Regions from separate parts of the Mus musculus genome. Here all the other regions are linked to region 1. The links are chromatin loops, found by intact Hi-C in ENCODE. Cell type or tissue: heart. All regions are shown on one strand.

Region 1 (4,000 bases):
AGGAGCCAGGAGAGCAAACAGCAGAAACAGCTGCCCAAAGACTGCTGCAACCCAGTGAGCCCTGGGGCTGAAGTGAGCCTGGAGCTCCGCCCCGCAGAGCAGAGCCTGCTTCTCGGGAGGTGCCTCCATATTAAGTGCTCACTTTATTTTTTATTTTTAAATTAACCCTGCAAAATACCTCTAGTTAAAAGGAGGGCAGTCTTGAGTTAAGACATTCGGCCCAGGAAATTTACCTCCACAGGGTGCTTGTTCTAAGGGACTAGGGGAAGGAATTCATCCCAGGTACCACCTCTAAAGGCATATTTTTTAGGCTGATGGTTTTCTCTTGGGATTGCTGTCTCTTGAGAGGGAGAAAAGTTCCCTCCCTCCTCTCCACTCCCATTTTAAGGCTCAGACAGTTTAGAGTCTCTGGTCCTCATACTCCCTGAAGGTGGGAGGTCCTTCTGGGTTGCAGCCACTGGTGTCTTGACTGATAGCTGCAGGGAGGGGGGGGGATTTTAGGGTCTCCGGGTTTTGTGTCATTTTGAGTAACATAGGTCCCCATTTGGAGAGAAATGGGCTCATGTGTATGTGTAGAGGCTGGGAGGTCTGGCCGCTAAGCTCACACAAGCAAACAGCCCAAAGGCCGCACTTATTAAGATACTTACTGCATACCTTCGAATCTGCAGCTTTGCTCCCGCCCCCAGCCCAAGCCCCCCGCTGTGCCCTTGCTGTTGCTACCAAGCCCAGCGCCTGCCCAGGCTTACCTGGCGCTCCCTTCCCAAAGGAAACTGTGGCTGGAAAAGCAAAAAACAAACATTGCATGCCTCAGCGAAAAATGGAAATCACGGAAGAGCGGCTGGGAGCCCTGTGCACGGGGACCTCGTGTCCAGCTTGAAGCATAAATCCTGTGAGATTGCTTCACGTGGACCGAGTCAGGGAACTGTATGACAAAATGAGGTAGCCCTTTCATGGATCACACTGTTGAATGTAACCCGGGGTTGGTGTCTTACTGCGGGGTACAACTGTCAGCACGCACCACACCAAACTAATATTTCTTAGAAGTTGGGACCGTGTTGGAAATGGCTTTAGACGAGGTCCCCACTTTGCTAAGGATTTTTGGAGCAGGGAGGGTTGTTTTTTTTTTCCCTTAATTCTTCATGTGGAGAAAATGCAAGTGACTGAGCCTTCACACCCTCCCTCCTGCCCACCAAGAGCTGGATTCTCTCTAGGTCTAGCAGTACTCCTGAGCCCTCTCAACACACACACACACACACACACACACACACACACACCACACCTACCCCTGTCCCCATTTGGACTGCTAGGATCTACAGGCCTCTACCAGGAAAATTGGGCCCTGCATTGCTGGAGGGAGAAAAGGTGGGAGGAATCCTAGATGAGGACTTCCCAAGGTCATCTCTTGGGATCCTCTAGTGCCTCTGTGTTGGGAAGCCCCTTTCATCTTAGCCTTCAGTCTTTCCAGCCCTCATACCCAGGAGGCTGCAGACCCCAGATCATCCATCCACCTCTAGGCAGGAGGGTACAGCTAACACTGAGCAGCAAGACTCACATTCCCAGTCCGTAATCGAAACACAGTCTGGACTCGGGATGCTTACCCCCTCCCTACCTCAAGCCTGAAGAATAATGCAAGACTTCCAGAATCAAGTCAGGAAGGAGAGTCCTGGGTGACTGAGTCAAGTCACAGCGGACTAATCCCCTGAAGGGCTGCTTGGGAGTGGACTTTACCTGTTCTGGAAGAAATGCCAGCCCAGCCACTCTTAAACTGATGGTACCTAAAGGACAGACTTGGCCTGATCTTGGCACACCTGATAACTCTTGGCACCTGGGGAACGAGCAGAGTATTCCCCCTTCCTCTCGTTCTCCAGGTTGTTTGTGAATGAGAACAGTGAGCATCTACAGTGCTTTTCCCACCCCAATTCCCTGTAGACAAGCACTTCCCAGGTCCCCCCTAACACAGTGGTATCGGCACAGGAAAGAATAAAAATAGGAATTCCTGTAGAGATAAGTCTCATCTTGGAAACAGAACTGACCGCAAGCAACACGCTACTGCCACCTCCCCCACCCGGGCCCCTGCTGGTCCACCTCAAGGAAAGTTTTCCAGCAGTTTCTCAAAGTTCCAGACCAGTTTCTGGGCTTTTGGCGCCCCCTCTGGATGTTGCTGAAAATTGCAGTGTAATTTTCATGTCAACTGTTTTTTAAAAATAGTTTCTCCCCGAAAAGATCAAGAATATAAACACACTTTCGTGGAGGCGTAGAAATATGTAAGAAGTTTCACGATTTAAAATGTCGCAGCACATTATATCTCTCCATATTTTGTATTAAGGGTATATTTATAAATGGATGTATTCATGAACAAATACTTAATAAAATATTTCAAAATGCCCTAAGGCCACTGTCGTTTTCGTTGCCTTTGTGCCAGAATACGTGATAATTACAACAAATTACAACTGGCTGTTTTAATACATCTGACAGTGGCCCCTGGTCTCTTCAAATACCTCCATCCCAGAACATAGAAGTGCGTCTACACGAACAAAACCTGGTCCCCTACTCTGGAAAAAAAAAAAAAGATATATTTTCCTACACGTTGTGAGAATAATCGGAGCTACGAATATATGGCTATTGTTTGTAAATCTCTTAAACTCGTAAACAGGCTACAGGGTAGTAGAGACATGCAATGCTAGGAACATTCGTTTGAAAAGAAACTTCGACTGAACAGAGTTGTAGCTTGCTGCTATCACGAGTTCCTTTCCCCAAATAACAAATGCCCACTTCGGAAGAAAACGAGAGGAAAACGAGCTTTTCAAAAGCATCCCAAAGAAAAGATTCGTTTATGTCTAAGTGTCCACACTTAGCAAATTAGAGGGGAGGAACCTGTCTTTGATATGATACAGGCCGATTCGCTTTATCAATAATTTAGTAAGTTCAAAGCGAAGCTTTGCAAGAATCAGAAAGGGGATGTTTAAATGAAATTGTTTATCTTTTTTTTTTTTTTACACCGTTGTGAGTTTGTTTGTGGTTCCGAGGGCATGTCGCCCGGTGGCAACTAAGATTTTTATTCGTTCCAGAAAAGATAATTCCTCCCTTAGCCAACCTTGCTCTAAGAGTTTGAGTAAACACGCAGCTTCGGCTCCAAGCACTCTTAAAGTGCAACGGACACCTAAGTGGCCTCCCCCAGAACGCCCACCTGTGTGCAGGTCTAAGAGGACGCAACTAAAGTCCAGACGCCTAGAGCTTCGCCCTCTTAGGTATCTGGTAAAAGGAAGGCCCAAGCAAGGGAGCCACAGGGCTCCGCCAAAGTGGCCCGTTTTGTCTGGAGTCTCCAGTCCAAGTCAAGGGCCTTCTCGGCCTCACCGCCCGGCCCTGCCACCTTTGCAAACTTCGCCCTCAACCCCGGAGTAGTTTTGCAAACTCCAGTGGCGAGCCTGACGGTGTTTGTGACTCAGTCAGGAGGCAAGAAGCAGAACTCTAAAGTAATAATCCTGACTACGAGGGGCGTCAGAGTACTGGAGGGGCCGGGAAAGGACTTGTCAGTTCAAGGTCGGCGTGGCCCACGGGACCGGCCGCAAGAGCCGGGGACTGCGCGGTCCCTGCCGCCAGCCTTTGCCTGGTGCTCGGCTTTGGTTTTCATTGATTCCCCACTGCGGGAGCGCAGCAGAAGCTCCAGTCACCACACCAGCTTCGTTGAACCAGAGCGCGTTAATCTATTTATATGGATTATTACAGAGAACAGCGGGCGTTGAGTCACCCAAACATTTGCTTCCAAAAGACCATTTCTAAGCACTTTTTTTGGAAGCCGGCAGACTCCAGGCGCAGAAGCCCAGCTCCGCTTTGACGAGCAGCTGTTGCAATTTCCATTGCTGTAAACGCCAGCGAAGTCCCGGGTACCACGGAGACAGCATCGAAAAGTGGGGGTGGGGGGTTGTGGAGGGTCCTAGTCTAGACACGCTCGCGTGCACGCGCACACACACACACACACACACACATACACACACACACA
Region 2 (4,000 bases), 65 kb after region 1:
ACACACACAGGTCCTGGGAGCTTTGAGCTTTTCTGTAGAGACCAGCCGATGGAAAGATAGACAGGAAGCTCCAAGTATGGTTACCAGAAGTTAAGAAGACATGGACTCAGTTGGGTTTCTCCTTAAATGACAGACATACCAATCTAGTCTCTGATCCCCTCTTCACACACCCTGAGGCCCTTAAATAATTATAGCATCCACAAAACCCTGGCTCCCCTCCCAGCCCTGTTGAATCTTGCAGAGATCAGAGTGTTTGGGAAATCCTTCTCCATAGTTATTTTTCCCCAGAAGACAATGAGATTTATGATCAAGAATAGGGACTAGGGAGATGGTTCAGTTGAAGCCACGCAAGCATGAAGACCTGAGTTCGGTCCCTAAGAACCCATGAAAAAAAATCTGAGTGCAATAGACAGGTATGTAACACCAGCATGGAGGAGGCAGAGACCGGCAGATTCCAAGGGCTTTTGGCTGGCCAGCCTAGCTAACAGATGAGCTTCAGGGTCAGTGAAAGACCCTGCCTCAAAAAGAAAGGTAGAGATCATCAAGAAGTAGCCCCAGCAGTGAGTCCTGGCTTCCACATACATGTGCACACACATGCAGGAGTACTCACATACACGAACATGGAGAGTGTGAGAGAGAAAGAGAGATGGGGACCGGGTGGGGGAGATGCATTGTCTCCTAGAGGGGAACCTGTCGCAATCCAGGATCCCCTCAGGCTGCCCTCCCATGGAAGGTTCAGCTCCCATGGAAGGCTCAGCTCCCATGGAAGGTTCTTGCCTTTTAGGGTTGCTCATGAGGCCAGAGCCCACAATTAAAGTCAGTGTAGCAACTCTGCCCTCCTTTGTGTGATCATGTGTAGGTCTCTGAAGATTAAATTTATTTTTAAAGCTCATGTATGTTGAAGCTGGGGTTGTAGCTTAGTTGTTGATGCTTGCATAGTACGCATGAAGCCCTGAGTTTAATCTCCAGCCTTCAATAAGTCAAGCTTGGTGGCACATACCTATAATGACCAGGGCTTGGACGTCCTTGGCCACATAGTAAGTTCAAGGCTGGGCTACTTGAGATATTATTTGGAAGAAAAAAAAAAGAAAAGAAAAGGATGGGGGGAGGGAGAAAAGATTAAATGTTTGTATGTGGTGACGTCAGCACCTAGTTTTTACAGTAGTATCTTACTTCTTTTATTATTGCAATAGAGTTAAAAATGGTAAGAGAAACTCCTGCTGTTGTATCTGCAACCACAAGAACCCCCCTCTTGGCCACATTGATCCCAACCCTAGTCCACAGTCAGTCGGTCATCTCTTCTCTTGGGTTTAGCTCCATCTGCCATTAGCCCTAGCTCATTACCATCTCATGAAAATTCAACCCAAATGAGACAGGCAAAGTAAACCAAAGTCCTGTTCTCCTTGACCCTTGCTCGACTTCCCTAAGGCATGCCACCCACTTCTCCACAACACACATAGACAGCTGCTGTTACCACCACACTCCACCCCTGTCTCAATGTCTTGAGCTCAAGTCACAGTTAGAGGCTGCCCAGAGGGGACTGAAGCCACCTCTAAAGAAAATGTTTCTCTCTTGTTGGAAATGCATAGGCCCCCTTCTGCTCGGCCACCACCACTCCCCTGACATTGTCTTACTACTGTTTCCGTGTAGTACATCTGGCCAAAGCAAACAGCTCTCTGGAGCCAGCTCTCCAGCGAGCAGCTGCAGGACAAAGTTGGCTAGCCTTTTCAAGAAAACTCAGCCTTCCCCCGGCCTGCTTATCTATGAGCTCCAGTGCAAAACACAAGATCCAGCCTTACATTCGCCCCTCCCATGGAGCCTGACACTGTTCTCAGAGAGAATGGGACCTTCCCCTACGGGCCTCTGCCATGGACCTCACCAGCTTTCCTGTGGGGTTAATTTCCCTCTTCTTTGAGAAAATGGCCAGTGTGTGATGGACTTTGATGTGTGGATCTAAAGGATAGTTATGAACATTTAACAGTATCATATAGTAATCGTTCTCTGAGTTGGAAGTTTGGAAATGATGAGGGCCTAAGATCTAGATGAGAGGTACTCTCCACAAATGAAATGAGCCAATCCAAGCCAAATTAAAGTATGGAAAGGCAGGTTTGTTGGGAAGCACCTCTTAGGTGGGTTCACTGGTCCCAAGGAACAAGGCCAGGGAAGTCACCATGGGGAGGGAGACAGAGGGGAGCAGGAAGAGAGAAAAAAAAGGAGCTTGTCCATGTAGGGAGAGAGAAAACACTGAGAGAGGGAGAGAGACCAGGAGAGCACGATCGGAATGTCTGGATTATATAGGGAAGAGCTTCAAGGGTAGGAGATGCTCAATCGCTTGGCTGGAAACTCTCCTACACACACACACACACACACACACACACACACACACACACACACACACAGAGAGAGAGAGAGAGAGAGAGAGAGAGAGAGAGAGAGAGGGAGAGGGAGAGAGAGAGAGAGAAGAGGGCAGGGTATGTCAGCCATAGCCTGCAACAGGTGGGAACTGAGGGACGCTGGAAGAACCTGGAGGCCAGAGACAACTTTGGTATATTAAACATGCACTTAAGCTGCTTGTCTGAGGTTGAAATCCAACCCTAGGAATGGTGAGAAGGGAGAAAACAGGAAGAACAAAGAGGAGAGAGAGGGACCAAAGGAGAAGGGACAAAGGAAGGGTATCTTAGCATCTCCTATGAGTCAGATAACAAGATGAACATTTTCCATGTGCTTTCTGCTTCAGACTCTGTAAGAGCCTTGGGTTTTGATTGAATCCATTTTAGGCTGTGGGAGATAGGATTTTCACAAGGTGACTCTAGTGATCACTGGTGAATGGTAGAGGATGCTTTCCACAAGGCCAGTAACTTTGTGTCAAATCAGTGTTGTCCAAGAGCTTTGAGATCACCTCAGGACTCACCTTCGGCAATCTGCTCTGTTTAGACAAGTCCTTAACTTGGGCGTCTCTAAGGGCTTCCTGGTGATGGTGGGAGGGGATGGGGAAGTTAGAGTGGCAGGGTTTGCAGCAGTGGTGAGCGTGGTGGTGGAGATGATGAGCTGTTGGTGATGATCATGGCAATTGTGGTGGTAGTGGGAGGTGTTATGGATGTTAGTGATAATGGCAGAGGAGGTAATGGTGGGGGAGGTGCTAGTGTTACAGGTGATGGTCATGGGAACAGGAGAGGTAGTGATAAGGATGACGGTGGCAGTGGGGAAGGTGATGGATATTGTATACTGTGGTGAGAGAATGGCGGCAGTGGTGGTGATGCAATGATAATGGTGATAGTGGTGATTTTGATGACAGAGGTGATGAGTGTTATGGGTGGTGATTACATGATGACATTAGTGATGATGATAATGGTGATGATGGTGATAGAAGCGGTGGGGATGGAGTTGACGGGTTTTATGGTCAGCGTAGAGGTGATGGTGTTGATGATAATGATGTAGCGATAGTGGTTGCGATGATGATGGTGGTAAAGATGGTAGTAATGGTGATGGCTGTAACTTGTTCTTGTTGTTACGAGCAGTGGTGGTAGGAATACTGGAAACCTGCTAATAGAATCTCCCTGTCTGAAACCCTCTACTGCTTCTTACTTCCTGCCTTCTGATCTGATTTTGAGTGGGGGAAAAATAGCACCCAGAATGCTTTACCTCTTTTTAAGCTATTTGCTACTGGGGACCCAGAGGCCCACCAACCATTATGGGATATTAAAGTTGCTCTTGGTTGCCCTCCAGAATTTGACAGTACGATCCTATTGATAAAGACACCATAAGCTTGAGTCAAGTCATAGAACATGAAGAAACCAAACTAATACTGACCTGGAAACTTCATTCCTGCTGACTAGATTTCATAGTGCTTGAAAATTCTATGCATATGATCAGAGGTGAAAAGTAGGTCACCAATCTTACATAAGTGCAGACCCTGTGAGCTATGATGACTTTCTGATATGATATGCTTACTGACACAATGGCGGCAGGCATGATATAAGAGTAACCATGTACTTCTGAG
Region 3 (4,000 bases), 210 kb after region 1:
AGTTCAAACATGTGAGCTTATGAGGGACAGTTTATATTCAAGTCACAATACCAACCCTTTATGTGTCTGTCCTGCTGTCATTTAACTGTCTGTCTGTCATTAATCAATTTATCTATCTGCCTGCCTGCTTGTCTGTCTGTCTGTCTATCCATTCACCTGTCATCTAACTGCCTATTCATTTATCCAATTGCCACGTACTTTTGACTCCCTATTATTAATGTCATGTGAAGTTATACTGGTGTTCAAATGTGCAGTGGATGTAGCCAGCAGCAACACCTTCAAATTGTCTCTTGCCACCCAAGTTGGGTCCTCATATCAAAATTAATCTCCTAAAATTCCACATCGCTCTTGTAAATTAAATACAAATGACCTCATGAATACACTGGGAGTCCCCATGGGACCAATGAGGGAGCCCACGCATCCGGAAGGACCAGCGTTTGAAGGATGCAGAGGGAGCTTCCGGTGGCTCTTCCCACCACGTGGGCAGTGATTCGGTTTCACATGGGAGCTGGTGAGCCCTTTGCAGAACGAACACAAGAACAGAAGAAACACAGGCCTTCAGGAACACACAGGGACCTCTAGAAAGACATTCTTGGATGGCATGAGTGTGCCTTGGCCTCTTGGAACTGAGAGTCGAGGATCTGGAAACACCAGGCTCTAAATACCACATTCTTGACATTTTTGTGGATTTTGGTGCAGTTTTTAACAGCCTCAATTCAAGGGGCCTTATTACCATCCTCATTTTTGGCAACAGACACTCTAGCTCTTTGCTGTGTGCCCTGGTGCCCCATGCAGATCTCACAGAGAACACTGGAGATAGTGACTCCAAAGGCTCCAAAAAGCCACAGACTTACCTAAGGTGTTGCACCTCTGTACATATGAGGTAACCTCTGGCATAGGAGGTAACCTTGCCTCCTCTTGGAAAAAATGACATACTTCCAGGCCCCTCTTTTGCCTCAGGTTAGTTAGTTATTTGATATATTTAGCAGCGTGCCCATAGAGGGTCCCACCTCTCTCTGGGCTAGTTACACTGACGAAGACACATGAATGATGCTGAATCCCACAGCAAGTAACACACCTTGCTTTGTGTCCTGGTCCTGTATGTGCCAGAAGCCAACCTTAGAGCAGTAGTCCAAGGTAAAACTACAGCTCTGTGCAGTGGCCCCAACCCAATACTCCTGCTATCCTCACCAGGAGAGGTTAGGATGGATATGTGTGAGCACAGAGAGGTGACATTTCGATAAGGTGGTGGGCAGTCAGCAAGGGAAGAAGAGGAGAGGCCTCAGAAGAGACCAACTCTGCTGACCCTCTCTATTCCGGCCTTCAGAACTGGGAGAGGCCAACGCCCATCGTTTAAGCTGAAGCCTGCAGAGTTTTGCTAGAGCAACTGGCAAAGAAATTGCTATTGCTTTCCTATTCCTCCCGCATAGTTGTCTTCCCTTCTCTTGCTCTTCCTCTCCCTCTCCTTTGTCATATTGAGCTTAGGGTTCCCCAAGGCTTTCAAGAATTCCCACAGCAGAGCCTAGCTGGAGCCCCTCCTGGAGGAGATGGCAGGCCGAGGGGACATCTGGTCCAGACCGCCAACCTCTTTGCTACCTGCTTTGTGTTTAGTTCTTGCTTCTTGTTCAGCAGCCTGCCGCCAGCTCCACTGGTCATACATCCAACACGAAAGCTCAGCCCACAGCCCCTTGCCATCCCGGACTGGAGGACCCAGAGCGGCACCGGGGAAAGAAAATCACTCTTTGTGGGTCTGTGGCTTATGACAAAATGAGTGCCTGCTGCCCACCCACTGTCTGGCCCCACAGAAAGGCTGCCAGGACCTGGCTGGGCTCAGTGAGTCCTCAGAGACTGACACTGGCTGTTGGGGAAGAGAAGGCCCCCAATGTGCTCCCACCAAGCTACCTACTTTAATTGGATAGTATGGGTGGCCTGACAAGATCAGGGAACATCCCCTGTACTCCTACGATCTCACATGGTGGCCCTCAGAGCCTCATATCACCAGGTGCCAGGCACAGCCTTCAGGACCTACCTACAAGCTGGGATGCTCTCGAGGGTAGAGTGTCTAAGAGGAGGACCGGTTGCCCTGGGGCTGGGAAGAGACCCTTGCTATCAGTTCAGTGTAGCTCCAGTCCTGCATGCAGCAGGAAGCCTGCACTGGGCGGTTCCGTTCGCAGCCAGTTCCCATGCAGCCTTGGCCTTCTCCCTGCGGGCAAATCAGGGCATGTCCGGAAATGATTGTGATCAGCCACACTACCCAAGAGCCCAGCCAGGGAGAAAACACTCTGTTCTTCTATTTTATGAATGAGTAAACCTGTATGCTTTCTATAAATGTCTGTGTAAATCACTGGTGGGCATTCCCCTCTTGGCACGGGGAACACCCAGCTTAGGCCTCTCCCGGCAGCTTCTTCCTAGAGAGGAAGTTGGGGGCCTGGTCTCTCCACCTCTGGGCTTTAGGGAGCAGCCTTCTGCACTACTCTAGCTCTGGAGAGGAAGCCCTTTCTCAAACAAAGACTCAGTCCCAACGGGGAGGCAGCTCACCTTCCCAGGGGCCTTCTGGATGAAGCACCAGGCCAGAGCTCAGTTCTACCTACTGTGGCTTCAGGACCTTTTGTATGTCTTCTCCATGGAGCTCCTGGTCACTCTGCCGATCCCCGCCTGCCCAACGTCCTGCCCAGAAAAACTAGCAAAGGCCGGCAGCTTTCTATGTAAAAGGTCTACATCCACTTAACTCACAAGTAATCATTAATATTACCCCTGGCCCATGTAGCCAACCGTTAAACTGACACTAATGTGGTGAGTCGTGGGTGCCATGACCAGTGTTAAAATCCAGTTGGGTGGGGCTGTTGGCTTCAATGAACTGGGCTCGTTTATACAGCGTGCTTTGCATTTAACCAGAAGGCTAGACACTTGATATCAACATGCAGAGGTTTCTCTCAGCCTGCCTTTAGACTATCATACTACCTGCCTCCCAGCCAAAACTTTATCTGACCAGGCTAGACCAGTCTTAACGAGCTAGCTCCTAGTTTTGCATGCATGCATGCATGTGTGTCTGTCTGTCTGTGTGTCTCTCTGTGTGTATCTCTCTCTCTCTCTCTCTCTCTCTCTCTGTGTGTGTGTGTGTGTGTGTGTGTGTGTGTGTGTGTGTGTTTGCTTGTGAGTGAAAGAATTCACAAGGAAGAGTAAAAAGCACAGATAATCAGTTGTTCAAGCCAATGTACATCACACATGGCTTTGGAATCAGCCCATCTGGATGGTCCTGCCACAGAATAGAAACCTAACATCTTCTCTGTGGGCTAAAGGGAAGGAGGGAATTCTGGCTCTGCCAAAGGGAGGAGCCAAGCCTGGAGGTGTGGCATACTGGCTTCATCTCCTATGAGACTAGAATCAGAAAAACCTACTGTCTTCCCAGCTTCCCCCCTCATACTGGATTCTGGCTCTGCCTGGAATCTAGAAGTGCTTTAGCATGGCCCACATCCAGCTCTGCAGACACAGCACTCACCAGCCATTCCCCTGGTCCAACATCAGAGCCGAGCAAGCCCTTTTTTTCTTTTTCTATCCCATGGCCTGCAGGCTGAGTGTGGCTGGCTGGGTGTACTAAGAAGTAGGCAAAGGGCAGCCATGCCATTTGGGCAGCTAATACCAGGGGCCAAACCAAGAGTCCAGGAAGCCACAGCACCCCAACTTGCCTATATGGAAAGCATGTTAGTTTTTTTTCCCCCTTCTAGGTAGCTTGGAAGCTGGGACTTCCCCAGACAGTCCTTGAGACTTGAAGTGGGTTAGTCTCCGGGCTCGGTTAGCACCCTTCTCCCAGTAGCTGCTAGAGGGACAGGTGGAGGGGGACAGATAGGGACTGCCTGTCCAGGAGCCAGTCAGGACTCAGAACTGTCCAGAACAAACACCGAAACTACATAGATCCTCCTGCAGTCCCCCTTTGCCTCACGAGACAGAGGAATGGCTAGCGGATGCCATCCCTTGGAACAAAGTCTTACTGCTTGACACA
Region 4 (4,000 bases), 570 kb before region 1:
TGTGGCCAAACCACGTGTTTCTTCTTCCTGTCAGCAGAGGGCTAGCTTATGTGGAGAGGGGAATTTTTCCCTTGTAGTTATCTACATAACCCAAGCCTAAGTCCCTTTTGAAGGATTAAGCAATCCTTACATGTTATGTATGATCCTTGGATTTGTTTTTGTTTGTTTGTTTGTTTGTTTGTTTGTTTTGATTGGTTGGTTGGTTGGTTGGTTGGTTGGTTGGCTGGCTGGTTGTTTTTCTTATTGCAAGAATACCCTATATGCTTTGCTGACAACATCCAATTTTAGACACATGAGCCAAGGACAGCTGAAACTGGCAACAGAGACATCCCTCTTTTCAACCGGAGGAGGTCAGCTTTGAATCAGTCCCATAGTTCCCTTTAATCCATGCATATGTTCAACTTGGCCATCAGTTAATCTAAGCTAAGCCTATAGACATCTTCCACAAAACAGATATCATGAGTCCTTGTCATCCTCGTGTTCTTGAGTCATCGAAACACATGATAGCACAGTCTCAATACAACGTTCTCTCTAGTATCTGATGTTATCATTATTCCAGAGTCTCAAAGAAAATATTGTCATAACGTTCAGTTAATTAAAGAAATATTTGTGGTTGGGAAGAAGGCTCAATTTGTGTGATTACCACTGCATAAGCTTGAAGATTTTGGATCCCTGGTTCATTCACAGAGCCTTGCAAGGCTACAGGTGCCTATACACAGGTATGGGAGGTAGAGTTTAGGGGTCAGAGACAGAAAGATGGCTGGAGCTTGCTGGCCATCCACCTTAGCCAAAATATGATAACCTTCCAGAGTCAGAGAGAGAGACTCTGCTTCAAGGGACTATAGTGGAGATGAACAGAAGTAGGTACCCTACCTCCTCCTCTGGTCTCTGTAGAGACCCACCTGCTCGATTATACTCATACACACAGCATATGCATAAACACACAGGAATAAAATTAAATAAATTATAAATTCTCACATTTAAAAAAATGTGGTGTTAAAGGAAAAGAAAATATCTTCTTACTTAAAACTGGGCAAGGAGGAGTGAGCCTAACTTGACTGAAACTCCTTCAGTGATACTTGTGTTTTGGTCCCTCATTATTTTGACATTCAATTCCTTCTTCTCCCAAATCCTAAGACTGTATTTATCTAGTAGGAGTCTAGCACTCCATCACTGGGCCTGGGTGGCTCCCTTGGGACAATCCTTGCTATTTGTTTGTTCTTCTGGCTCCCTCCCTGCTTTCTAATCAGACCTCAACCCCCCCCCCAAAAGAATGAAAAGGCAACTTGAGGGAAGACATCTTCAATAAGACCTTCAAAATGATACCATGTACGTTGGTTGCTGCTGTTTCTTTGCTTGCCATCCCTGTCCCATGCTCTTCATCCAAGTATGAATTTGCAGACATCTTCGGTGTTAATTTTACTTCTGATTTTTTTTCTTAAGGCATTATCTGATGCCACAAATCCCCGGCACATGGTAAGCTCCGAGTTCTTTCTATATTTTATTGCTACAAATTAATAATACTTTCATTAAATAACTCAACACATTAAGTGATTAGTACTTGCCTTCACAATATTGCCAAGATAATTCAATTAAGGACCACCTTGGAAGCAATGGTTACTGCCATTGGAAAAGGTATAAGTCAGGGGGTTAGAAATCAGGATTATTATTTTTTTCTCTCTGCCATTTATGGACCAGTGATCCTGAGTGTACTTGTCTTTATGTTTTGGAAGACATGGGAACAAGACAAAAGTAACTCTTTTATGCATTCCTTCTTTCTCTGAAGTTGTCTGTGTACTCTGCTTTCAGTAATTAATCACAGCTTGTTGACTGACACTGCTCCAAGCATGGGTTTCGTTGCCCTTTTCGGTCTCCCTGAGCATCTCCTTATCTTCAAAAGATAGCCTGGCTTTCTGAAGGTCAGATCATTCACAGAGAAACAGGTGATGTTGGTTGGAGGGAGGGAGTGCCTGAGACAGCACGTAGCATTCAGAAACAGAGTGGGAGAGGCCACTGAAAGAATCCTACCAACCAAAGGAGAAACACGTCACCACAAGGAGCTATTTTGGGATACAAGGGCCAGAGAAATAGTGTACAGCCAAAAATGAATAGCATGCTGTCAGCTTTGCCTTTTAATAATAAAATAATTGAGGGGTTGGTACAGTTAGGGGCCTTTTAAGAAGTCTAGTAGGATGCTTCCATTAGAAGAGGAAGGAGCTTTAGAGGAAGAACTACCCTGTGTCTTTTTCTCAGGACTTTTCTCAGATGTCCTTCCCTTTCTCCAAGGCAAGGTTTTTCTACAACATCCCCTAGAGGGCGCAGTGACTCTCTTCCTCTTGTGTTCCCGGTAAGAGACCTTGGGCAAATAGACTTTTAGAAAGCACCCTCATAGAGAGGCAAAGGGGAGGGAGGAGAGGGCAGATGTGGGATGGAGGGAGGGCTTGTGGAGGGGTAACCTGGAAGTGGGATATCATTTGGGATGTAAACGAATAGAATGATTAACAAAAAAGAAAGAAAGTAAATGCGTTCTAAGCAAACTAGGTTCAACTAGTTCCAATGCATCTGTGAACAACCCAGACTCAAGTCTTGCTTGATAGTTTTAGTGACTGACACAAAGTGACACAAAGTGCATACCACACGCATACCTTTTTCTGTTCGCACCATCTTTCAGTTTGGACATATTAATAGATTTCATCTCCAGTCTTCACTATCCAAAGGTTGACTCCCAGAGTAGTAGGTCCACTGGAATTTTAATATTGACTCTGTTATCTCATTTAAAATCAGTTTAATCTGTCTCCTTCCCCAGATAAAAGAGTGTTTAAAATGTTTTCTACTTTCAAACTACAGCCTATTAATCTTAATGTAAGTGGTTTAAATTTTCTGTGGCAAGATTGTTTTGTGTAGATTGCCATTCCTCATATGATTTATAAGCTACATCTTTAAGGTAGGGTGTGGTCCCGTGTTTCAGAACTTTTCAGGCCCAGACGAAAGGATTGTGAGTTCAAGGTGGCATGGGCTATCTAACAAGAAACATTCTCAAAATAAAACAAACAAACAAACAAACAAACAAAAACATGTGCCCTTTAAACAAAGGCCTTTATTTTCTACTTGTGGAATATTTACTTATTTATATGTAATAAAAGTAGCACTGAAGAAATACCTGAGGTGTGTTTGCTTATTCAAAAACAGTAAGGATATTAGTATATCTCTCAGAAGATTGTCTTGGAAGCAGATGGGACCATTTACAAGAAATTCTTGGCAGAATGCCTGTCAAAGCCATATATAGTAAACAATTGGTAAATACTAGCTATTTTAACATAGCTTGTGGCATAATTCTAGAACTGTTTGACAAAGGATAGCTTGGCATCCAAAAGGTGTATCATACATTACATATCCATTTTGTTTATTGTTGCCTTTCGGTGGTCATTATGGACTCAGTGCATCTAGTTCACATACAAGGAGCGACTAGAAAATGGTTGAAATCACACAGACATATGGCTTCGTTTGACTGACTCAGTGGTTAGTTTGAGACTGAGAAACTGTATATAGCTCCTTTCATTTTAGGAGCGCCAGAATAAAAGATTTGATATGGAAGATTTTTACCACTTCCATTAGTGCTTACTCAGGTTCTCTTTCCTTACACAGCAACAAGATCATCCCTTGATCTTGACTAATATAACAATAATCAAAACATTCAAAAATGTCCAGGAAGTCCTATGTAACCAAGGCTATCTTCAGCTTCGCTCTATCAAAGATGATCTTGAACTTCATTCTATCTTCCAGCTTCCATCTCCTAAGTAAAGGGATTACAGGTGTCTACAATGATGCCCAGTTCTTAAAGGGCCGGGGATGAACCCCAGGACTTCCTGAATGCTGGGGAAATCACCCTTCCAATGGAGCTATGTCCCCAGGCCCTTAAAACCTCATCTTTAGCTCAATCACTCAATTAGGATCGAAGGACATGGGAGTCCAGGGAGAGCCACAGCATTGTATCTGCAAG
Region 5 (4,000 bases), 1.2 Mb before region 1:
GGTTTTATTGTTTAACTGTACCAGAGAATATACTGTGCCCTGTGTGTGTAGGAGGGACGGAGGCGGAGGCTACCTCTAAGTGAATGCCGCCCCGGTGCAGAGGCAAAGGCATCTCCTTCAGGAGGACCTAGTTGAAGAGACTAAGGAGTGCTGATGCAGACACTGCCAGCCAATCGGGAACAGCTGTTTAGAAGAGACGCTTTCTTGGGACCAGTGGAGCACGGTTGAAGGGTATTAAAGGAACTTGCAACAGCGTTCACACAAGCTTGCTGTGGCATTTCTCACCTGTTCCTAGAATCTGTGGAGTCCGTGCTGTGTGCCACCTCAGCTCCAACCCCCAAGGGCAGGTAGGTCGGTGCAATCCAGAGCACGGGGCAGCAACTGTGTTCAGTTTCTTTTGTTTGATCTCATTGTTATTTTACAGGTGTCAACATAACAAATATAGAAGGGTACAGTAATTAGTTCACTGCAATGAGTAAAACAGAAGTAAGGAGATGCAGAATGAAATTCGGGGTGCTAATGGGGGTTGAATCCCACTAGAGAGCAAACAAACACAGCGGCAACCATTATCGGCAAAAGGCAAATAACACCGGAAGTTATTTAAAAAATAATTAGTACTATACCAGACTCAATTTCATGATCTTTATAAACAAACAAACAAACAAACAAACAAATAGCTAATAAAAGAACAAACCAACTACATTGTCTCTTCGGGTTTTTTTTTTTTCATGAATGATTTTCCAGTAGAAATAGTTATTTCTTAAAAACATAAGATTTAGAAAAGTGTTAACATATATTTTAATAAGAATATTAGTTTTCCAATTAATTAACTTTAAATTTTCTACTACTATTTTTTTAATTTTTTATTTATCCTCTCATATATTTCATCCCACCTGCAGTTTCCCCTCCCCTCTCTGCTATATCCTATTCATGCCTACATTTTCCTTCAGAAAAGAGCAGGCCTTTCAGGACAACCAACATGGCACATCAAATTAGAGTAATACTAGGCCCCTTGCCTCATATCAAGGCTAAATGAGGCAACCCAGTAGAAGAAAAAGGGTCCCAAAGCAAGGAGAAGCATTTTTGACAGCCCCTGTTCCCACTATTAGGAGTCCCCCAAGAAAAGGAAACTACATAACCATGACATACGCAGAGGGCCGAGGTCAGGCTCTGTGGTTGGCAATTCAGTCTCTGTAAGCCTGTGTGAAGCCAGGTTAGTTGACGCTGTATTTTTTGTTTTGTTTTGTTTTGTTTTGTTTTGTTTTGTTTTGTTTTTGTGGTGTCCTGCAATCTTTCTTTTCCCTCTATAAAACTCACCCTCCTCTGACTAATGTCTGGCTGTAGCTTTCTGCATCTGTTTCCATCAGATACTAGATCGATTCTCTCTGATGACCATCATACTGCGATCATATCTATGAGTATAGCAGAATATCATTAGGGATTTTGGTTCTATCCTAGGTCTCTGGGCTATCCAACCTCTGGCTCCTGGTCATCCAAGCAATGTCAGGGTTGGCTTCCTCTTGTGGCATGGATCCCAAGCTGGACCAGTCATTTGTCAGCCACTCTCACAATTTCTGTGCTGTCTGTGTCCCAGCACACCTTGCAGGGGGACAAATTGTAGGTTTTGTGGATGTATTGATGTCCCAATCGCTCCTCTGGAAATCTTTCCTGGTTACAGGAGATGGTCAATTCTGGCTCCATATCCTCGATTACTACAAGTCTTAGCTAGGGTCATCCATTCAGATTCCTAGGAGTTTTCTACTACTGCTATTATTAGAGTACTGTTGTGTGTGAGCAGGCGTGCACATGCCCTGATGCACAATGAAGAAGTCAGAGAACTATTTTATGACGTGAGATCTCATCCACCTGGATTTCAGGGATGACCTTGTATATTTAGGCTTGCTCTTTTCTCCTCAGGACCATTTCAACAGTTTCCTCCAACTGATTGTCTCACTGATAAATTCTACTGTCACATTATTTTCTTCATTATGTTTGGTTCGTTGTGTGTAACACATGGGAAACTATCAAGATGTATTTGCCGATTGAACTGAAAACAAGAAAAGGTGTACTCTCCGTTGTCTACCGCCAGATGGCAGCATGCACACACCAATTAAAATTTGTTCCTCTAGAGGCTAAAAGTTATCCATTGGAAACAACTGACTCTTGTTAGGCTATGAGTTAAGTGTTCAGAGAGTAGGAGGAAGAATTCCCAACGTCGCGATGAAGATTAAGAGAGGTATAAACTGGCTGGAATCAGGGCTGGAAGATACTAAAGTAGCCAAAAATAAAAGGAGAGAGAGAGAGAGAGAGAGAGAGAGAGAGAGAGAGAGAGAGAGAGAGAAAACTGGTCAGTTATTTAAACATTTCCAGACACGGCTATAAATGCATTTGCACTGATAGCAAACACATCTGGGAAACAGCGGACATCTATCTTTCCCGAGACATAAGTGTGGCGTGCAATGTCTAGAGCTACCAAGGCATGGAGAGTTGAATGGTTCCGTGTGCGGGGGCCGGGCTTTAGTGCGGGTGATACTCCTCATACAAACAAACCATTTACATCAAGTGCTGCCGCTGATAGGTCTTTTCCTGATGGCACGTTCCATGATGCAGAATATGAAGGGTCCTTTGCAGTCTCAGCAGACACAGCAGACAGACAGAGAGGCAAATTACAAAGCAAGGGAGGAGTTAGAGAATACTCAGATCAGAAGTCAATAAGTTGGCATAGGCTTGCTTTTTGGAGCCTCTAGTCTTCAACGTCATCTGTTAGCTTGATCAGTAAAAGCCCTTGCGACGTTTTGAGGATGGAGTTCATCAAATCACCAGTTCTCTTTATAACCCAAAGACTGACTCAAGTTAGTGAAAACCAGGTTGTTTTGGAAAGATGAGTAGAAAGTGAAAGCTAATTAATATAAATAAATTATGTAACGACTGACAGTACTGAATGAAATAAATGAATATTAACTAGATAGTCCTTAGCCAATCTTGAGAAACGGTTCAAGTCAGAAGTTCACATCTGTCTGCTGCCCTAGTATAAAGATCTGAGAGAGCCAAGAAATTAATCTCTGAGCTAACTGAAGCAAAATATACTCCCCAGAGCTAGAAATTTTTAAGTAGTCTTTACCAGAGAAAACCCATCAACATCTGTACAGAACAGCCCCCAAACTGTAATGTTCACAGCTGAAAAACTGTCAAGCCATGTAGCGTAAAGGATTCTTCAAAAGAGCCTTCTTGCTTTTATTGATGTACTGGCATGTCTTCTGCTGTTGGTGGGTGGATAACAATCATGCCCTACTCTCTGTTTTCTAACTGACACTATGCCTGGCCATACATATCTCATGTTTCATTTCACTTCTTCCTTAGGGAAGAATAGTGATATGCCCTTTATTTATTCTCCTGTTCTTACATATTTAACCTCAGTCTTTGTCCTTGACAGAAGAATTCAGGCAAGTGCCGTTCCCAAGATTCACAACTTGCCAGGCTCAGGTGTGTAGCTAGAAAATACTTTAACCCTGGTACTGATCCTTCTAAGCCATTCTTCTTTGGCCAGAAGGACATTGCCTCTGCTTTTTTATTTATCAGTCATAATGAATATATTTGGTCATCAATTATTGCTTGCCAGGCTAGAGACCATTAAACTTACGTCAACAGACACTTTGGACGTTTTAGATCAGGAAAGGAAAATATTGTGCAAGGCAACATGTTACCAGCAGGTGGCAGTCCAGTAGACTTCTACAGAACTGTGGCTGAAAAGGAGAAAGACACACAGCCTCATGAAGCTATACCATAGGGAGAAGAAGATGCTGGTGGCGGGAGTTGGCAATTCTATGATTCCTCCACAAATCCTCCTTCTCCAATGTCTTCTGATACTTTTAAAGGGAGACAGTGCCCATCTTTGTGGTTGTTCCTGTTGTTCTCCATGTTCAAGTTTTGTTTTGATTTTCTGACTGCATGGGAATACTTTAGCTTTCCTTAAAGACAGGTATCAAACACACGATTCAAC
Region 6 (4,000 bases), 1.1 Mb before region 1:
ATGTCAACAATGGTATTATACTGCAATGTACATGGTCAATGCAACAGCTCTGTATGTCTGAATCAACAATCTGTGCTGTTCATAAAGTTGGGCAGGATTTTCTGCTCATCTCACCAAGAATATTTTTTTGCATTCTTGATTTTATGTCATAGCTTTATGTCATTTATTTTTATTATTTTGTGTGTTTGTTTCTTTGTTTGTTTTGTCATGGAAAGGTATACCACAATATGTGTGGAGGTCAAAGAATATCTTGCGGGAATCTATTTTTCCTTCCCATCAGATGGGTCCTGGGGATTGGCCTCAGGATCAGAAGCCTATACAATGAGTACTTTTAGCCACTGAGTCATCTAGTCAACTGTCTAAGCCATTCTTTGAGTCTTGTACAAAAAAAAAAATAAAGTCTGTCAGCTTAAAACTGTGACTACTCAATGTACAGTCTGTAATGCCAGGTGTAAAATACTGAAAAATTATATGGGGGAAATGAGTCAGAGAGAAAGAACCATTGCTGTGTGAACACGAAGAACTGAGTTCAAATCCAGGCTCACAACTTTAAATAGCAGGCACGACTCAGAACATCTGTAAACCAAGGGCTCTGGTGAAGAGCAGAGACTAGAAGACCTCTGGGGGTTGATTGCTACCAGCCTAGCTACAAGTTCAGTGAGCTTCCTTATCTCAAGGGAAGAAAGGTATGATAGAGAAAGAATGTTAGATAACTTCTAGTCTTAGCATGCAGACACTCAACATATAAACACTTATAGACATAAGTGCATATCACACACATACACATGAACACACACATTCAAAACATATACATACACTATGTGTATATATAACAAATGCTTTAAAAAGTAAGTCAATTAGTTATATGATTGATTCATTTTAATAATGTTTGTTCTATTGAGACCAGAACATTCCTCCATTATCAAGTTGAAAAGACACCTGTGTTTTTAAACTTTAATATTATTTATATTTGATGTGCTTTCATGGTATTTATACATTTTTCAGTGATAGTATTATATAAAATTGTTTAACATTGGAAAAGATAGCTATAATTCTCTTATGTGGTAAAAACAGAAGCTTTAAGAGAACTAAACATATTATAGTTAATGTCTTACTATTCTTGCAATGTTTCGTTAAACTATTAACAGTTTAAAGAAACAGTCAAGTAGAAAGTAATTTATAATAAAATATGTTTAAAGTTAAAAAAATGTATTTATTTGGTTTCAATCGTACCCTGAATAACCGGTACATATAAAAGTATTCAATTCTGAAATTTAAATAGATGTGTTGCTTAAAATAAGCTCCATGAACATACTTGTCTGCATCTCCTGATTCCAACCAATTTAAAAATTACTTTAATGTTTGTAAAATAGGGGTCTGCTGCTATGGGTAATTGCAATGGCATGTAATGTAGGTTTAACATTATGGTGGGTTCCATGAAGTGGTATTGTAATCAAGAAACTAGAAAAGCACATCTCTTTATCCCTGCCTTAAGAAAGTCTCTCAAAATCTTAACAAACAATAGGGCAGAGTACGTGGATTTAGGTTCTCCATAACTTATAGCTTCTCTAAATATTAGTGTGTGCGAATGTGGATATGTATGAGTTGTGCAGTATGTGTGTATGTGTGTATGAGTGTATGCATGTGATGTATTTGTGTGTGCACACATGTGTGTCTTGTGTGGTATGTGGTACATATGTGTGTACATGAGTGTGTGCAAGTGCATGTGTACATATGAATGTATATGTGTTGTGTTGTATATGTGTATGTGTATATAGTGTGTGTGTATAGCTATCAGCAAAAATCAGAAGAAGGTGTTGGAGAACCCATAAGCTGAAGTTGCACACAGCTGTGGAGTTGGGACGCATGCAAGGGGGATGCTGAGGTCTGCACGCAGATCTTCTACAAGAGCAGCAAGTGTGCCTAACCACTGAGCCACATCACTAGTCCCAAGTCAATAATTCAGTAACTTCCACTCAGTTTGCTGTTCAATTGAATTAAAAATTCATAACAGATAATACAAGTTTTGGGAAAAACAAAAATTGTCATAGAGACAGGAAACTAAAGAATTGCTGCTGAATCAATGGGTCCAAGAAGACAATCTCTAGGATGTTAGGATCCTGGACACAGAAACCCAGTAAACCCCAGTGGATGCTGACAAAGTGTCAGGAAATCAACAAACCCTGCTGACAAAGACGTTCTAAGTATGAAGCATGCGTGTACAGTGGCTAAATGTGATTCAGAATCATGTGAAGTTTTATTTGTTATGGTTGTTGTTGCTGTTGCCGTTGATTTGATGTGCTCTGTGTTTGAGATAGGGTCTTACTTCATAGCTCCGGCTGTCCTAGAACTCACTAAATAGACAAGGCTGGCCTCAAACCTCACAAGGGACTGCCTGCATCTGCCCCACTGAGCGTTAGGATTTGAGCTATGCTTCACAGGACAGCATGATGCTAAGATTTCTGTGATATAAGGAGTGTTTTGTGGGGTTAGATATACAGTTCTGTAGCTAAGAGAACTCACTGTTCTTGCTCAGTGTCTTTTTCATTTCTTGTGCTTTCCCTCCTAAATGTTATGTTCCCTTCTTATCAAAAGGACCAAGAGGAATATTTTATTAAATCCAATAGCTTCAGGAAAGCTAACAGATCACTGAGGTGTCTTCTAGGTAAGACCCAGTGCATACCATCAGAGAATGAATTCCTACGTAGCCAGGTTAAACTTAATACCTTCCAAGTTTATGTCTTCAGTGTTCTCTGTTGACAGTGTCTGGATAAAGGTGTCATTGTGGGTCTCGCTGTATTTCCTGCCCTGGGCAAATATACTAGTCTAATTCAAAGCACTCGTTTTGAGTAAAAAGTAATTCATTTTCAATGTATGCATGTGAATGTTTGCTTGCATGTTCGCAGGTGTGTATATCAGAGATGATAGTTCTTGTTTGGCAACTTTAAAGGTTATTTAAAAAATTCAGGTTTGAAGCCTATTACAACTTAGTTTGGAAGGTACTGTTTGGTCATACTTTACAGGACTTACGTCTACAGTGGTTCCTTATAAATAAAATATTTAACAGTCATGAATGGATCAGATATCGGACCTCAAATGATTTTTCTCTTCAAGTAAACAAATTGAACTTATTATATTTCATGCATTTTGAGGTAACAAATGACTTCGTGGGATATAACAGGAAACCAAGCTAATTTCCCATCAGTTGCTCTGTTGAAGATTGTCCTACTGTAATATCTTGTAATATTTTCATTGGGGGGGGGCATTTGGGTTTATTTTAGCAGAAATTTGGAGTAGAAGTATTCCACTCTGACATGATCATTCATTTCTGTCTCAGGACCTAGGTAGATTTTAATAGATGGGATGAGAGAAAGGACTGTTTTTGTCTCTCAAGGAATTGCTAAACCAGATGTGGTAAAATGAGGGGGAGGCTTTTAGATTTTAGCTGAAAAGCACTATCTAGACAGACTAAAAAACCAACAAACTGACATCAAATCAGTAGCTAAGCCAGATAGCAGTGGGTATGTCTGAATCCACCGCTGGTCAGCTAGTTACAACTCTCCGAGGTTACTTTTCCAGGTCACTTCTTATTGTGTATTTGTGGAGGATTTGTGGTCCAAGCAAGCAGATGACCATCTGTTTCTACATCAAAGGCATCCATCTCCAAAGTTGCTCACTGAAAACGGGGTCAAGGTTGGATTTAGTTCTGCAAAGCCACACAAAATGAACTGCTGGTTTTAATACATTTCAAGTTTTAAAATAGTTTAGTCTGTACGATATTTGTGTATAAAACAAAAATACTAGATTCATGGTATTATAATTAGTTCCTCTGGATCATCATATTTCATATTTGACTCTTGACAAAGGAAAAAAGCTACAACGTCACCCTTCAAAGATGATCTCTAAAGCCTTCTTTTTCTGTTTCAGTAGATTTTAAAGTGATAATAACATTGACTTATAATGACCTTGATATTAACAACAAAACATATTTTACAATAAG

What was found. A loop is a pair of places that touch in the nucleus more often than their neighbours do. Peaks named below come from ENCODE experiments on the same cell type or tissue, not always from the same donor. Only the 100,000 strongest peaks of a DNase experiment are listed, where the experiment ranks them.
Region 2: it touches region 1 in a loop (2.3-fold over the local background); 4 of 42 quality-filtered maps call a loop at or near these places.
Region 3: it touches region 1 in a loop (2.1-fold over the local background); 8 of 42 quality-filtered maps call a loop at or near these places.
Region 4: it touches region 1 in a loop (5-fold over the local background); 14 of 42 quality-filtered maps call a loop at or near these places.
Region 5: it touches region 1 in a loop (11-fold over the local background); 18 of 42 quality-filtered maps call a loop at or near these places.
Region 6: it touches region 1 in a loop (11-fold over the local background); 12 of 42 quality-filtered maps call a loop at or near these places.

What each region holds. Positions count from the first base shown.
Region 1 is chr11:112,777,870-112,781,869 of GRCm38, forward strand. No RefSeq gene overlaps it. Among named protein-coding and RNA genes, the nearest start is that of Sox9, 2.3 kb to the right of the region's middle. RefSeq lists an enhancer at 2,382-3,170 and a cis regulatory region at 3,947-3,961. In heart, a CTCF peak has its summit at 2,150; a DNase peak (open chromatin) is centred at 3,732; H3K4me3 peaks cover 1,203 bases; H3K27ac peaks cover 912 bases; H3K27me3 peaks cover 1,992 bases.
Region 2 is chr11:112,842,986-112,846,985 of GRCm38, forward strand. No RefSeq gene overlaps it. Among named protein-coding and RNA genes, the nearest start is that of Gm46301, 16 kb to the right of the region's middle. In heart, no CTCF peak of the experiment used is centred here; a DNase peak (open chromatin) is centred at 1,706; H3K27me3 peaks cover 522 bases.
Region 3 is chr11:112,985,698-112,989,697 of GRCm38, forward strand. No RefSeq gene overlaps it. Among named protein-coding and RNA genes, the nearest start is that of Gm46301, 130 kb to the left of the region's middle. In heart, no CTCF peak of the experiment used is centred here; DNase peaks (open chromatin) are centred at 2,124 and 2,284; H3K27ac peaks cover 1,274 bases; H3K27me3 peaks cover 1,435 bases.
Region 4 is chr11:112,207,283-112,211,282 of GRCm38, forward strand. No RefSeq gene overlaps it. Among named protein-coding and RNA genes, the nearest start is that of Gm39461, 52 kb to the left of the region's middle. In heart, a CTCF peak has its summit at 2,310 (motif pointing right); no DNase peak of the experiment used is centred here; H3K27ac peaks cover 304 bases.
Region 5 is chr11:111,534,139-111,538,138 of GRCm38, forward strand. No RefSeq gene overlaps it. Among named protein-coding and RNA genes, the nearest start is that of Gm30158, 24 kb to the left of the region's middle. In heart, CTCF peaks have their summits at 2,084 (motif pointing right) and 3,702 (motif pointing right); no DNase peak of the experiment used is centred here.
Region 6 is chr11:111,648,884-111,652,883 of GRCm38, forward strand. The region is part of intron 2 of Gm30219 (a long non-coding RNA gene); the gene reads right to left. Among named protein-coding and RNA genes, the nearest start is that of Gm30219, 8.1 kb to the right of the region's middle. In heart, no CTCF peak of the experiment used is centred here; no DNase peak of the experiment used is centred here.